Regions from separate parts of the Mus musculus genome. Here region 2 is linked to region 1. Evidence: chromatin loops called from intact Hi-C (ENCODE). Cell type or tissue: gastrocnemius. All regions are shown on one strand. Links, peaks and the distances in the headings refer to the core of each region. The heading gives the core; the rest is flanking DNA.

What was found. Peaks named below come from ENCODE experiments on the same cell type or tissue, not always from the same donor. Only the 100,000 strongest peaks of a DNase experiment are listed, where the experiment ranks them.
Region 2: a loop joins it to region 1, with 2.9 times the contacts of the local background. A loop is called at or near these places in 21 of 42 quality-filtered maps.

What each region holds. Positions count from the first base shown.
Region 1 is chr5:31,585,083-31,592,898 of GRCm38, reverse strand. No RefSeq gene overlaps it. Among named protein-coding and RNA genes, the nearest start is that of Gm38424, 8.0 kb to the left of the region's middle. In gastrocnemius, for the core only: a CTCF peak has its summit at 4,034 (motif pointing left); a DNase peak (open chromatin) is centred at 3,060.
Region 2 is chr5:32,183,809-32,191,624 of GRCm38, reverse strand. It overlaps Gm36732 (predicted gene, 36732), which reads left to right and starts at 6,591. Exons shown (of 2, transcript NR_168688.1): 1 at 6,591-6,746. It also overlaps the pseudogene Gm9555. In gastrocnemius, for the core only: no CTCF peak of the experiment used is centred there; no DNase peak of the experiment used is centred there.

The DNA.
Region 1 (7,816 bases), core at 3,011-5,510:
TTTTTTTTTGAAACAGAATCTCACATGACCTAGGCTGGCTTCAAATTCACTATGCAGCTGAAGATGACCTTAAACTTCTAATCCTTCCGCTGCACCACATGCCTGGGTAAATATGGTGCTAGGGACAATACCCAGGGCCTTGTGCACACTAGGCAGGTTTTCTACCAAGTGAGCTACATCTCCGATGGTGTTTGTTTATTCATTTGTTTGTTTATAGGAAGGGGTGCAGAGGTGGGGATGTTTTATTTTTGTCTTTCGAGACAGTATCTCATGTAACTTGAGCTAGTCACATACTCCCTAGTGTTGGGATTATAGGTAGTCAGCTAGTTAACATATGCTTGATTCCTAGCTAGCATCAGTGCTAGTTAGGACTAATCTCAGGACCTTAGACGGGTTGGAAAAACAACTTACTGAGCGAGGTACATCCCCAGCCCTCTGTTTCTCTGCTGTCTTCCCTCTAAGCCACGTCTTCATCATAACCAGCCCAACTCGACAGCAGTCCAAAGATGAACATGGACAATAGTCCCCATTCCCACCAAAGGCAAACACTTCCTGATCAGCTACATGGATTTTGACCCAAAAAGGAGTTTGTCACTGAGGGAGGCAAGCACAGTTCTTGTTAGTGGACCTCCAAAAAAACCATTTCATCTGGAGAGAGGTTGCAAAAGCCAAATAGGGCATCAGTTCCCCCTAAACTGGAGTTATAGGTGGTTGTTTATAAAATGTCTGACATAGGTGCTGGGAACTTGGTCCTCTCTAAGAACAGAAAGCCTTCTTAACTTCTAAGCCCCTTCTTAACTTCTAGCCTCTACACATTTTAAAGATCTCAGTGTGTGTGTGTGTGTGTGTGTGTGTGTGTGTGTGTGCGTGTGTGTGTGCAAGTTCCCCTAGAGAGGACATCAGATCCCCTGTAGCTGGAGTTATGGGTAGTCCTGAGCTGCTCAGTACAGGTGATGCACACCTCCAATTCTCTACAAGAGCAGCAAAGGTTCTTAATTGCTGAACTATGTCTTCAGTCCCAAGGAATCCCAGTTCTGGCCCACTGAGGAAGAACTGAGCCAGGAGGATCACAAGTAAGGGCAGCCTGGGCTATATAATGACTCCCTATCTTAAAACAATAATAATGAGCCAGGTGGTGGCAGAGGTAGATGAATCTCTATGGGTTCAAGGCCAGCCTGGTCTACAGAGTGAGTTCCAGGACAGCCAGGACTACACAGAGAAACTCTGCCTCGAAAAAACAAAGAAACAAACAAAACAAACCCCAAAACAAACAAAAACCCAACAATAATGAAATAAAGTTTCCCAGAAGAGAAGGAAATAAATCTCAAATTAAATGCGCCCACTAAGTGTCACACAGAATGGAGGAAAATGCCAAGCAATATCTCAACATTCAGAATGTCCAGGTAGTGGAGCGAGCGAATGGCTTCTAGAAAGAAAAAGCCAAGGCCTGTGGGAAGGAGTAAGAATGCAGGTGGCATCAGAGCTTCCAACAGAAGCACATGGTGCTGAAGAAAGAGGTGGTAGGGACCCAGCATTCTGAGTGAAAAGTACTTTTATCCCAGAATTTTACACTTGGCCAAATAAAGGCTAAGCGTGGGGAAAGGTATTTTCAGATATGTAAGAACTCAAAAGATTTTACCTCCCACGCACCTTTTCTTAGGACTATAGTAAAAGATATGATTCAGTGAAATGGAAGGCTAAGCCAAGACAAGAAACAAGGGCACTCTAAAAGTCTGAGGAGGAATCCGGAGGGTGCTGCTGATTACACGGCGTCCTGTGATGACACCTGAGCCCCAGGTGCAGAGAGGAGCCCATCCAACTTGGATCAGGATGACAGTCGGTCCAGGAGGCCTCCAGTAGTGGGTGTGCATGGGGCGGGGTGGTGATAGATTACCAGATGATACAAGGGGCCATTCAGGAAAAACTGTCCTCGACAGTTAAGGCATACACATGGGAAATATTCGCAACAGCTACTTCTGAGTTAAGCAAAAGAAAAGCCGATAGTTAGCTCAGGAGACAAGGTAGTTGATAGTAGTTGGAGGGGATGTAATTAAAGAGCACCACTGTTCAGTAGTGGCCATGTTATGTGCAGAGTGAAGACAACATAAGCATTGAGTTTGTTTAATTAAATGTGTACTACACTTCTATGGGAATATATGGAAGGGGGAACTAAAACTCCAGGTATCGAATAGGCATCAATAGATGGTATCTATGTCGGTCCCCTGTCTTGTTACTATGGTGGAAGGCCTGCTGAAAGCCAGGTGGAAGGGTTTATTATGGCTCTCAGTTTAAAGTACAGTCTGTCATGGTAGGGAAATCATGGGAGCAGGAGCCTGAGGTGCTGGTCTTGTTACATCAGCTATCAGGAAGCAGAGAGGAATGAATGCAGTGCCCGGGTCCACTTCTGGACCGCAGTCACGGATGGCTCTGTTCACAGTTAATGGAGAGGTTTGTCTTCTAGGTGAGTCTATACCCGGTCAGGCTGAGAGCTGCCATCAGCATCATTCTGACCCTCTGATGACTTTTGGGAATTTTAGAAACAAATCAGTGCGGATGGGTAGCTGCTCAGAACTCTCCCGACATCTGGGGGTGTCGGTCAGAGCAGGGCTGGGTAGCTGAGCACGGAAGACTATGGGAACAGTCGATAGCACGAGCCCTGCCCTCCTAGGCTCCCACCAACAGCTCCAAGCTCAGTTTGTGCTCAGGTGACCCTGAAAAGGGCCCTGGAGTGTGAGTGACAGCTTCATGGGATAGAGCGCTGCATCCTGTGGGGAAGGCAGGGAGAAAGGAAAGGGGGTCTTAGGGGGAGGGGACAGTGCAGGAGGGCAGAGGCACAACAGATGAGGCTAAATTAATTTTGGAAACCATTAAATCTTTGAAAAGAGAGCGTGTTTTCGGCAGGGACAGTGAATCACTGTGATTTGCAGAAACAGGCACGAGGCAATTAGCCATCTGGATGCTGCGGCTTCCAGCCTCCCAGCGGAAACTTCAAGCAAGCGGAAGGCTGGTCATTACACAGCCCAGGCCCAGCACTCCATCATCTACAGATAACTTTCTGCTTCCAGCCGCTAGAAGTCCAAAGGCTTGGGATAAAGGGCAACTTGGCATGAGACGCAGAAAATGTGCAGGAAAGGCTACAAAAGCCGCAGGGAGTCCCACTGCTTCCCTCTTCCTGTGTGTACCCCTCAGACTTCGTTATGAACAAGTGTACAGTTCACTCAACTGAGAAGCACTTAATACTCGCCTACCACTCTCCTCCAGGGTCTCTGATCGTCCGCACGTTGTGTCATTAGTCCTCGTGACATACATTTAAGGTATTCCACCCACGACACATCCTAAGAGTTCTGCACTCACCAATCTTGCTTAAGCAAGAATATTATCTTATTATTTTATGGTTATTTATTTATTCTGAGACAGTCTGACTTTGTAGCCCAGGCTGAGGTGATTCTCTGCTTCAGCTCCTCATGTGCTGGGATTTTAGGTGTGAGCCAGCACACCTCTGATTTGTTTTCATCAATGAGGAAATAAAAACAAAGGAAAGGTGACGTTGAACCAGAGGTGTAGCTCAGTTGGCAGAGTGCTCGCCTAGCATGCAGTGTCCCGGGTTTGAGCTCCAGTGCTGCATCAACAGGGTGTGATAGTGCATACCTGCGATCCTCACACCCTGGAAGTAGAGACAGGAAGGAGGATGAAAAGTCTAACATCATTCTCAGCCACAAAGGCAGCCCAAGCCTGGACTACAGAAACCCTGCCTCAAAAATCAACAAAAGATGAAGTAAAGTTGTTCAAGTTTTGAGGCAATTGTGCAATTCCGTGCCTCCCCTGTATGAGCACCCGTGAACTGTGTGGCTCACAAGGCTGGAGAACCACAGGCTACATGAAGATAAGAGTTTCTATAAACTGTAAAGAGAGGTTGGAGCTTAGGGGCTAAGAGCACTGGCTGCTCTTCTAGAGGACCTGGGTTCGATTTCCAGCACCCACAGGAGGACCAACTACCATCTCTAACTCCAAATCAGGGGATCTGCCGCCCTCTCCTGGCCTCCACGAGCACTGCATGTAGGCAAAACATCCACAGAAATTAAATAAAAGGGCTGGCGAGATGGCTCAGTTGTTAAGAGTGCCGACTGCTCTTCCAAAGGTCCTGAGTTCAAATCCCAGCAACCACATGGTGGCTCACAACCATCCGTAACGAAATCTGATGCCCTCTTCTGGAATATATAACTCCTTTCTTGTATTTTTGAGATTATAATACACCTCTTACTCCCTCCAAAACCTTTCTTACTCTATTTCAAACTCACGGTCTCTTTTTCATTAGTGGTTGCTACATTTGTACGTGTGTGTGTGTGTGTGTGTGTGTGTGTGTGTGTTCCTAAATGCATAAATAGAACCTGCTCATTTTTTATTAAATTAATATTTTAAAATAAACAAACTGTAAAGAGCTGTTTGTAGTAGCTACCTCAGCTCACACTGACCCCTTTGACCTGAAGTTGCTGCTTTTCAATTCATTTCTAGAAGCCATTAGGGTAGCCTGCACATCTAACCAGGTCTTTCATTCAAGGACGTCTGACTGGGCTAGATGAACTGGGAGGTGTGGGCCAAGGAGGCCTGACTATCATCCACCCACTTCTATTATGGCCATATGGAGCAAATCACTTCCAGAGCCAGGAGGGAGCCAGGAAGGGACAGCACCTCTCAGAGAGGCCAGAGGTCAGTGCTCCCTTGTGGAGGACCTCTGTGTCTTATTATTTGCTGTAGGCTCCTAAGCCACAATGCACTGTGGTTTGGTAAAGTGCTTCGCCAGAGCCTCTTAGAGCTGCTTAGCATGGCTCAGGACTCTGCAGTGGCCTAGAAGTCCCCAAAGGAGTTGTCACCCAGTGTATATATCTGTAGTCCACTGAGCTGGACAGGAAGTACCAGATCTCATACACAAGAAAAGCAGAGGAAGAAAACAGCTTGGATAATCAGGGAGTCCAGTTTCGTCTACTTCTCCCTGGCTGTGGCCTCATACAAAGTGGGAAGCCACACTCTCTCCGAGTTTCTTTCCTGAGATGAAGCTTTCAACCCCCCCCCCGCCCCCCAGGGCATTAGAGGGGATCAAGGAGGTCACAGGTATCCCTGAACTGGCAGAAAGTTTAAATAAAGAGGACCAAGAAAAAGCCATAGGGCCCTCAAAGCTTGGCTTCCGATACACGGGAAGCGTGGGCTTGCTGTCACCAGATTTTTTTTTAATTTGTCCAGAAGAATAAGAAATCTGGTTTGTTTGTGTATGTTTTTATTCTTAAGAGATAAGGTCTTCTTGTGTAGCGCAGTCTGGCTTGGGACTTGCCCAAACTACATAACCTTTCTGCCTCATGCCGAGTTCTGGGAACACAGGTGTCTGCCACCACATTTAGCCTAGAAATCTGGATTTTTCTCATGAACTCCCCAATTTTCAAAACCCCATGAGGACAGACAGAAACCTGTCTGTAGGTCTCGGAGTATGGACTCTGAAGTTCCTATGGTCTCAGTCTCTTAGCAGACTCATGCCAGTTCACCTCCTCCTGTCTCAGGTACATCTTCCTGGCTCTCCACCCTCTGTCTCCTTCTTATCACTCAGATTATAAACTGAGTTAGGCTTAGCTCAGCTCTGCAGTCACCAGAAGCCAGCTAGGAACAGGGCTACTACCTAGAAGTCCCACGTAACCACTTCCCAGAGAGAGAGAGACAGAAGGCAGAGGCATAGAGACTTTCTGAAGAAAGGGATGAGAAGCAACGGGACAATTGTCACTGCAGGCAGAAGGCCTGGCCCCTGGGTGGCTGGGTAGTGTCCCCAGGGCATTCCTGCATAAAAATTAAGGGAGAGTGTGGCTGCCTCTTGCAAAGTTGGTGTGGCCTTTTGAAGCACCTATAGCCTAGGAGACCTTCTGGCTGCAGCCTCCTCGAGCAACAACAGTCCAGTTGGTCCTTCAGGAGAAGCTGGCAGAGAAGCTGCCTCGGGCCGTGGGCTGGCCCAGCGGGCTCAGTGGGTCTTGCATCAGGGTCCTTTCCAGAAACTGAAGGCTTCCTGCTCCCCGCCCTGCTGCCTTCCCGGATTTGATGTCACTCCCCAGCCGCAGCCTTTCCCAGGTTTGCTCAGTCTGGGATGATCCTGGGGCCTCTCTGGGCCCAGGGGAAATCCTTTGCCTGCTGGGTCCGTCTGCCTGGGACCTGTCGCCCTCTCAGTCTCTGGGCCTCTTAGCTCAGGTCACTTAAGCTGTCCTGAGGATGTGAAAGCCCATGGGTGGTCGCTCTTTGATTAAGCACTGCTAGTAAATCCTGGGGGGGGGGTGTGAGAAACTGTCTGCAGAGGTGCTCCCCTGGGCCCATGAGAGGACACCTCTGCAGAGAGGGAGTAAGGATTCTTGGTCACCAAGCAGTGGCTTGACCTGAGTGTCCACTCATAAAACCAGAAAAACCAGGACCAGCAAGGGATCTGTCCAACATTACAGGAGGGTGTATGTGGTAACATTTAAACATAATAATAAGTATATCTGAGTAGTAACATTGTATTAACCAGTCTTGACTGTAGAATTCCAGACCAGCCTCAACTAAAATGACAGCTTGTCAAACAAACAAACAAACAAACAAACAAACAAAGCATCCATGTTGAATGTTCCAAAGTTGATCGCTGACCTCTGATTATGGCACGGCATGTCCTTGGTCTCACTCCTGTTTTCTCTGGAGAACTTAGGGATAAAGGGGTGTGTCTGCAACTCATATTCAAAATGGTTCAGCATTGCTAAATGGCTCAGCGGTTAAGAACACTGGCTGCTCTCCCCTAGGACATGGGTTCAGTTTCCAGCAACCACATGGCAGCTCACAACTGTCTGTAACTCCTGCTGTAAGGAATCGTGACACCCTCATGTGTGTGTGTGTGTGTGTGTGTGTGTGTGTGTGTGTGTGTGTGTGTGTGTATTTGACATATCTATATAGTCAAAACATCAATGTATACAAAATGGTTCAGAAACAGAAGTGATAACTCGTACTTCATTACTCCTCAAATGGTTGAGCACACAGTTACAGTGTGAGCTAGCAATTCCACTCCTAGGTCTATGCCCTGCCCCAATGAAAACATAGGTCCATCCACTCAGAAACTGGAGTCAAATGCTCATTCATGGAGAAACAGCACAAACACCCATCAACCGGTAAATGGCTAACTAACCTGTGCAGGTCAGCAATCGCTGCTGATTATGCTAGGTACTGGCACATGTCATGATCTGGCTGAATCACATGAACAGTGTGCTAAATGGAAGGATGATTCGTAGGGATAGCATATGAGTTCCTTTACATGGGAGCTCCAGAGCAGGGAAACCTACAGGATAGATTAGTGGTTGCTTAGGGCTCAGGTGGCTGGGATGGTGAGAATGTTTTAAAAGTAGCAGTGGCAATGGCAGCATGTGTCTACTGAAAGACCATGAACTGTGTACTCTGAGTGAATTATATGGTTCGAGACTCACACCTCAACAAAACTGTTAGATGTCACAGGGTAGGATGGCTCATGCCAGTAATCCCTACAGTGATGCAGGAGAATCTCTGATATGAGGCTGGTTACAGCTGGGTACTCTTGGACCCTAGAAGCCTCCTTCTACCCTGCACCCAGCTCAAGGGACCACAGAGGTCACCAAACTTCTCTTAGGATAATAAATTCCTCTGTAAAACAATGGTAGCCTTGCATACCCCCCACCCCAAGATATAAACATGCAGGGAATTTTGCCTACAGTGCCCTGAAGCCCATCTATAATGGTCAGGAAGATCAGACCTACAGAAGGAAAGGATATGTCAGGTCACACTGTGGGTA
Region 2 (7,816 bases), core at 2,818-5,317, 600 kb before region 1:
CCATGTGTCGCATTTTGGAACATTTAGCGGACATAGGATCACTGCAAAGGAATGTATTAATTCAATGCATTTTGAAATGTCTCTTTAACATTCTTGGAGTTACAGTGCAAGCTGAGCATACTAATAGAGGCAAAACAACACGCAAGCTAGACTCTCCTGGCACTTGGTAAATAGGGCTGAAGTACCAGTTTCCCCATACCTAACATGGGTGTAGCCAGGGCACAAATGGTATGGAAAATAACACCAGGACCGTGAAGCAGGAGGCAGCCCCACCTCTGAGTTCTCTCTTTTACCCTCCCCAAACAGCCACTGCTCCAAACATTGCTCCTCACAGACCTTGAGGACTGCTGCTTGGACCCTTTAGGATTTCCTTCCAGTTGATCTAAACGAGAATGGAACGAAACCTCTCAGGATAGAGGGGTTAGAATTCAGAAGAATGCATTTTGATTTGGGTATGGGGCACACACCTGCGATCCTGGCACTTGGGAGGCTGAGGAGAGAGGATTATTGATTTGAAGTTGGCTTGAGCCACATAGTGAGATCCCCTCTTTCAAAATGAACTGATTGATGGCACTTTGATATCTCAGGCATGGGCTAGGACAGCAAAGAGAACGAGGATTCAACTCTCCAGGGCTCCCCTAGTGTCATGTCATTAGCTCCAGTGCAATCAGAGGGGACAGACTGTCCCCAGCTCACATTCTTCAGTGTCAGGCGGGGTTTACTAGGGATGTCCTACAGGGTGGGAAGAAACCGTGAGTAATCTACTCAGTGTATAAGAGGTAAAATTCTTTCCCCTGTAACCCAGTGAAGACTCCTGATGCTAGAAAAGTTAAACAAACAAACAACTCCATTGGTAGAGTCAGGATCCCTCATCTTTCTTTGTGTAAAACATGATTTTTCAGGGGTTCACTGGGGTGACCTGTCCATGTAAATTTCTGCTGGAATGGCCACTGTTTCTGCCCAATGAGCCTTCAGAACGTGGCATTCTCTGGGTTGAGCTTAGATCAATCATTCTGCTGCTTCGGGGCTATCCAGGTGGATGTGGGCCTTGGAGGCTGCTCCGTGCCAACCCCTGGGTCTCCCATCTCTTGAACTCTCCCACAATGTAGGCACAGACAGCTGTTCTGCCTCCAATCCTTCCCAGTTCCCTTATCTCCACACAGCATAGGAGAATTCTCTCCAGTCCCAGAAGAGTTCCTGTCTGGAGGACAAGAAAGCTACACTTCATCATGCTCTCGTCCAAATTTGTGCCCTAGCTGCCTTAAGAACTGAGGTTCTGAAAATCAAATCCAAGACAACCTTTCTTTGTTGAGCACCAGCCCTGAGCAAATAGCAGAGCAAGCACCAAGTAGATACTGAGGGGAAAGAGTCCCGGGTTCACAAAAACACTATCTGACTGGGAGCTCTGGCTTCCTGATTTAAGGCCTTTGGGAAAGCTGTAGGGGTCACACGACATATGCTCTTGACAGAAGACCAGACACGAGAATGGCGGGAACAGAGTGGAGGCTAGAGGTGGACCCTGGAGCATGCACACCACTGCTCATCAGCACAGGCACCAGTGTGCTTCTGTGAGCAAAGGAAAGTCCTTTTTAATTAAAGGCTGCTAGAGCAACTGGATATTTAAAGCTATTACCTCACCTCATATCCAAACATTGTTTTGAGATGGATGCAAAACTCTAAAGCTTGAAGTCTTCTCAATCTTTGTAGAAATAAAAAAGAAACATTGAAACCAGGGCCTCATGGATGCTGCACAAGTGTTCTACACAGAGTCAGGGCTGCTGACTCCTCATCTCGAGGCAGGATCTCACTGTTACCTAGGTTAGCCTGGACCGCACGCTATCCTTCAGGAAGAACTGGAGCATGCAATTCTCCTGCCTCAGTCTTTGCAGTAGCTAGGATTACAAATGTCTATTACCAGTCCTCAAAGAAGTCAAAAGTTTCTTAAATAGGCCCTGAAGAATCCAAATTAGTAAAAAAGAAATAAAAAATAATAAAGGCTGAGGTTGGGAGGAGGTACGAGAGATGACGCAATAAAATACTTGCCGCACAAGAATGAGGGTTGGAGTCTGGAGTACTCAGGGCAGGCATGGGGACAGAGGCTGGTAATTACTCTGCTGGAGAGGCAGAGGCAAGAGGATCCCCGAGCCACCCTGTCTGGCTAAATCCAAGGGCTTCAGGTTCCTTGAGAGACCTTGTCTCAAAGAATAATATGAAAAGTGATTAAGAAAGAGATCCAATGTTGACCTCTGACCTCCATGCACACACAGAGACATTCACACAGACATGTTCACACACACACACACACACACACACACACACACACACACACAAACACCAGAAAACCCACTGCTAAGTTGGATGCTATGAACATTTCTGCTTATCTCCAGCTTTACTGTTCAAACTAGGCCTTACTCTCTGGTCCAGACTGGCCTCAAATTCATTCTCCTCCTGTCTAAGCTCACTCAGGACCCAGCTCTCCCCATCCCAAGTCATATTTAAGCTGACATACTTTCATTCTTGTACAAGGTATGGGTTTCATAGAAATATTTTCATTAGAGTAAAAGAATGTGTGTGTGTGTGTGTGTGTGTGTGTGTGTGTGTGTGTGTGTGTGTGTGTTTTAAATCAAAAAGTCTTGTTGAGCTTGGTGAGGTGGCACTTCGGAGGCTGAGGCAGGAACATCATGAATTTGAGGCTCACCTGGGCTAAACAGTGAGTCCCAGGCCAGTCTGAACGATATAGAAGGACCCCTTTCTCAAAATAAAAGACACAGATAAGCAGGCAAACCAGTCTGAAAAAGGAACCACAAAACGCATGTCTGTTAAAATTCTCACGTCCAGCATATAGTAATGCTAACTGATTAATAATTCAAAGATCTAAACTAGGAAAGCGCACAAAGGAGAGGCAAATAGCCAGGTATGGCCACACATACCTGCAAAGCAGCACCAGGGAAGGTGAGACAGGAGGATTGTGAATTTGAAGACAGCTTAGGCTATATATAACACTGACATCCTGGTTTAAAAAAAAATATATATATATATAAAATTAAAGGAGAGTCTTTAGAAAAAAAATATATATATATATAAAATTAAAGGAGAGACTTTAAGAAGCATGTCATAAATGAAGATTACAAATTGCAGGTGAGCAAATGAACGTTGTTCAGCATCTCCGTGTTCACCAACAAGGTGTGAAGCAAATGTGGAGTGTCATTGCTAACATGGCTAAACTTAAGTTCAGCGATCCCAAATGTCGGTGAGTACCTACAACAACTATTACCCATATATCCTTGCTGGGGGTATAGAGTGAAGACCAGTTTAGAAAACTAGCAGTTTCTTTCAAAGTTACACATCTACCTACACCATGAGTCACCCGTTCCTCTCTAAAGTATTTCCCCCAAAGAAATCAAAACACATTTTTACCATAAAAACATACCCAAAAGATTCAAAGCAATTGTATTCATAAGAGAAAAAAAAATCAAAACAAAACAGAACATAACTCAAGGGATAGGTAAACAAAGCCGTCGAGACCTCGTCACAAGACAAGAGTATTACTCAGCCATCAAGGTGAACAGACAGCCAAACGGAGGCAACATGCACATCTCAAGTGTTTCTGCTGGACGAGGTCAGCACAAGAGACTGCTTGCTGTGTGAAGCTCTAAAGCAGGCGAGACTAAGCTACCCCGATAGCAATCAGAACACTGGCTGCCTCGGGGTGAGAGCTGGAAACTGTCAAGAGTAGAAAGGAGGTTTTGTTGTGGGAGGAAGCATGCTTTGTCCTGCTTGCAGCAATGGTAACTTGGGGTTTGCATCTGTCAAAACTCATTGGGTTTTACTCTTAAGATTCACCCGAGGTATTATCTGTAGCCTATGCCTTGATAACAGGGAGCGGCCAGAGAGGTCGTTTTCTTGCTAGCGAGCTCCAGTTTTATAACATGGAAGAGTTGTGCTCGCTGGCACAGAGAGGGACTCTACTTAGGACCAGTGAACTCTGTTCTTACAGATGGTCAAACAGTACATTTTATCATAATAAAACACAACAACAACAACAAAGAAATATGCTACCACTCACCCAAGTCATATTCCCAAGGTTCCAAAATATGATATATACTTTTTATTAATTTGTGACAGGCTCTCACTGTTCCAGGCTAGCCTCAAACTCTCTCCTGCATTTGTCTCCTGAGTACTAGGGTTACGTGGGTGAGCCTCTACATCTGATTCACAATTTGATTTCTTAATCCGATACTTATATTGTTTCATAAAATAAGAGAGGGACATGTCATATTAGGTACATTTTACCGTGATATACTAAAGTAAAAATTGCCGTTAAACGGACTCATGGGCGCCCGTGGCTCAGCCCTGTTCTGACTGTTGACATCTGCGTCCTTGATGGCATCATAACTTCCCATATAGCTTGGAGAAAGGCCTTAGCAAATGGCCGTATGGCTTTTGCTCCTTACTGAGTGGAGCAAATTTTCAACTATGTGCTGGCTCTATCTCAGGGATGCTGGTTTCTTGTATCTCCATATTGAGTCTTTTCCATAACTGACCTCTCCTGTTCCAACCCCACTCCCAGACAGTTCAGACAGTGACAGGTACTTGTCAGGGTGACTGTGCTTTCCCCCCCCTCCCCCATAGCTTCCTCTGACCCACCAAAGTCCTTCAGTGAAGGGGCAGCCTTTAAGGACACTCTGAAGCTGCTTGGTCTCATTTGCCTGTGAGTCTTTTTGACAGGGTGTAGGGTATATGCTCATGCTCTTGACCTTAACCTCAGCAGAGGACAAGGTCCATCTGTGGGTCTGGCTGCTGTGGTCAGTGTCTCTTCCACTTTCTGGAATAATCAGGAGGAAGGTCCCAGGGATGAGGAGGTCTTAAATTTCCCAGTGGTTAGATTGGCTTTCAACCTTGAAAACCAATGTCCCTCTGCCCTCAGCCCACAGGACTGCATCCCAACCTAGTGTCACAGTGGCAACATGTTAAACAGGAGGTGTGAAGACAGCATTGGTGGCACCAGAGACATCTGTGCTAAGGTGGATACAACAGAGTCTGGATTTCTACGCAGGACAGCGGAGTTATCAGACTGAGGGATGGCATAGGCCTCTTAAATCTTTTGTTGTGTCTACTTGAATTTATTCTTACTTTAAAAAAAAAAAAACCAAAGAGTGGGGGATTCAGGATGGCCAGGGAAGTAACACTGTGAATAGGAACCAAGACTCCAAGACTTAAGGTACTCCCTGTACCTCAGCCTCAGATCTCTAACAGATTTCCACCTCGTTCTCTTCTCAACAAAACATCTAAAGCAGTGGTAGAGGTAACTAGTCATCATTTAGTCAACACTGGGAATCCAAGGGACTGGGGGGGGGGGGTCCAAAAATAGGAGCTGAGAAAAAAGAGGAAGGGATGAAGGGGAGAGTAGGCTCTGGAGGATGGAGTCAGGCTACAGGGGATGGAAGTGGGCCAGTTTGGGGGTGCCCTTCCCACACTCCCTAGACCCCCCAGAGCACCCCATTGTTTGTTCTGCCATCTACTCCCGTACCCTTGAAGCCTCACAGGACTGGCTCCTAGTCCTCCGGCTCCTCCTGCAGAGCCCCTTGCTGGGCCAGCTTCTCCAGCTGCTCTCTGATGGACTGGCTAACCTCGCCAGCCTGGATGCTCTGCTCCAGCTCCTCCACCTGCTGCAGCTTCTTCCTCAGGTTCTCTGTGGTGGCAGCAGAGTCAGGTGCACCAGAGGCAGCTAGAGGGTAGGCTGGGAGCTTGGAGAGCACTGAGTGTTGGGTTGTGTCTCCCAGAGACACCTTATCAAGAGACCTGCTCTTGGCCTCAGCCTCTTTCTCTGGCTGCTGCTCCCTCTTCTGCTTCAGGATCCATTTGGCTATTAGAAAGGCCTACTTCATCACCTCAAGTCTGGGTGAGGTGACGGGTGTGGTGGCCTCAAGGCTCAACCCTGGGGGAAGTTCTGGTTTCCTCTTGAAAAACTTCACATACTTGCTTTCCTAGACTGGGGCCTCCTCTTGGGACAGCCTTCTCTGACCCTTCACTGCTTCTGCCAGACTCTGGAGAGCCTCTGTGTTGAGATGGTGTACTGGCCTATTTTATGCTCCTTTGGTTCCATCCTCTGGCCTCCATGGTATGCAAGGGTAAAGTCAAGAAAAGTTTGGCAATTTCCACCCCTATCCCTGTAGCCTCAGGAGAGCCAGCGGTTTTCCTCCTTGACATGTCTGCCCCTGGGTTCTGAGGCAAAGTGACTTCTTGCCCTCTGCTCTTAAACTGTTAATAATCTCTGCCCTAGCTTGTTTTTTTAGAGAAAGAAGCAAAGATTGGAAGACTATCTGTGAGACAGTCTGAACCCAGGAGGGTCCCTAGAGGAACATACAAAGAGAAGAAGCTCCCCTCGTTATGTCCAAGTGTACTTTATATCGTGCTGAGATGAGGGAAGGAAGTGGGCTGGACCTACTTCCCTGGAGCCGTGTTGTGAGAGGCCTAAACTCTGTCTCTATCCTGCGCTATGATCTTTCCCCCATGATCTCTGCTCTATGACCTTTGCTCTATGACCTTTCCCTATGACATGACCTCTACTCTGTGGGTTATGCTAAGCCACTATCTGTTAAGCTGTGAGGAGCTCTGGTCAGTCTATAATGAGCCCCTCAGCCCTGACCAGGACCATCCATAGTTCCCCTGGCTCTGGCAACTCATGAACCAAGAATGGGGCAGGGTGGAGGGACACGAGAGCCTGAGAAGAGCTGAGCCAGCAGGTAGGTTGAGCAGTGATGCAGATGGTGGACTATGGGGAAAGAGAAGGCTGTTATCCTTGGCACTACGATGAATTAATGAACTCAGCCAGTTAAGAGACAGACATATAGCCTGGGCTGAGCTATCACGACACCCAGCCTTTACAGTTCCCTAACCCCTGCTGACTAGACCTTCTGTCTCCTGCTTGGCCTAAGAACACCCTGGAGGCAAAAGTAAGGCCTAGCCTTGAACAGCAATGGCTTCTCTGGAAAAGAGGAGAGGTGATATTTAAGCTACACCATCCACAGGTCAGTTTTCAGTGTCTGAAAACTCTCCTAAGGATGATGTCATTTATTCCTTGCAGTACCCCTACCTCATGGGATGGGAATGCTGAGCCGCCCTCACTGAACCTGAACATTTGAAATCCTGGACTGACCTAGAGAACCCACCTGCATTCAGGGTCCCACCCCATCCCAAAGTCGCATGTTTCCAGATCTTAATTGCCTGTTGTTAGACCTCACTAGCAGTCACCCTGGGTAGACAGGACCACATTCTCACAAAGCCCAGGCTCCTTCCCAGGCTCCCCACCCCCCTTGTCCTCTGCTTGGTTTTCCCATGAAGGTCTCTAAGGACCACAAAGCAGTCCTTCTATCCTAAACCCTTGCTGGCCTCCCAGCCTGGAATGCAGGCTCCAGGGACAAATGTGGGCATTTCAGTAAGGCAACAAGTGCCCTGGCCTGACTCCTGCCTGGATAAACTGGCCAGAGAAAGGGCCCATAGAAGGCTCCTCACTCAGTGGTCCATGGACGGTACCGTGAGTTCATATGGTCTTTATTTGGAAGCCACTAGACACTCACATCCTGTTGTCAACAAAATGGGAAGGGAACCCAGGCAGGAAGGTCATGGTTCCATTTCCCAGCAAGAGCATCAGAAGGTAGGGAGTGTCTCCCATCACAGAAGTGAGGAGTGGAGGATGTCGGAAGAGGGAGGCTCCCCTGTCCACCAAGACAGAGAAAGGTCCAAGTTTCTTGCTTTTTACAATAGTGGAAAAAGGGGTGGAGGTGGGGGTGGGTGAGGTGAGGGTGTGTGTGTG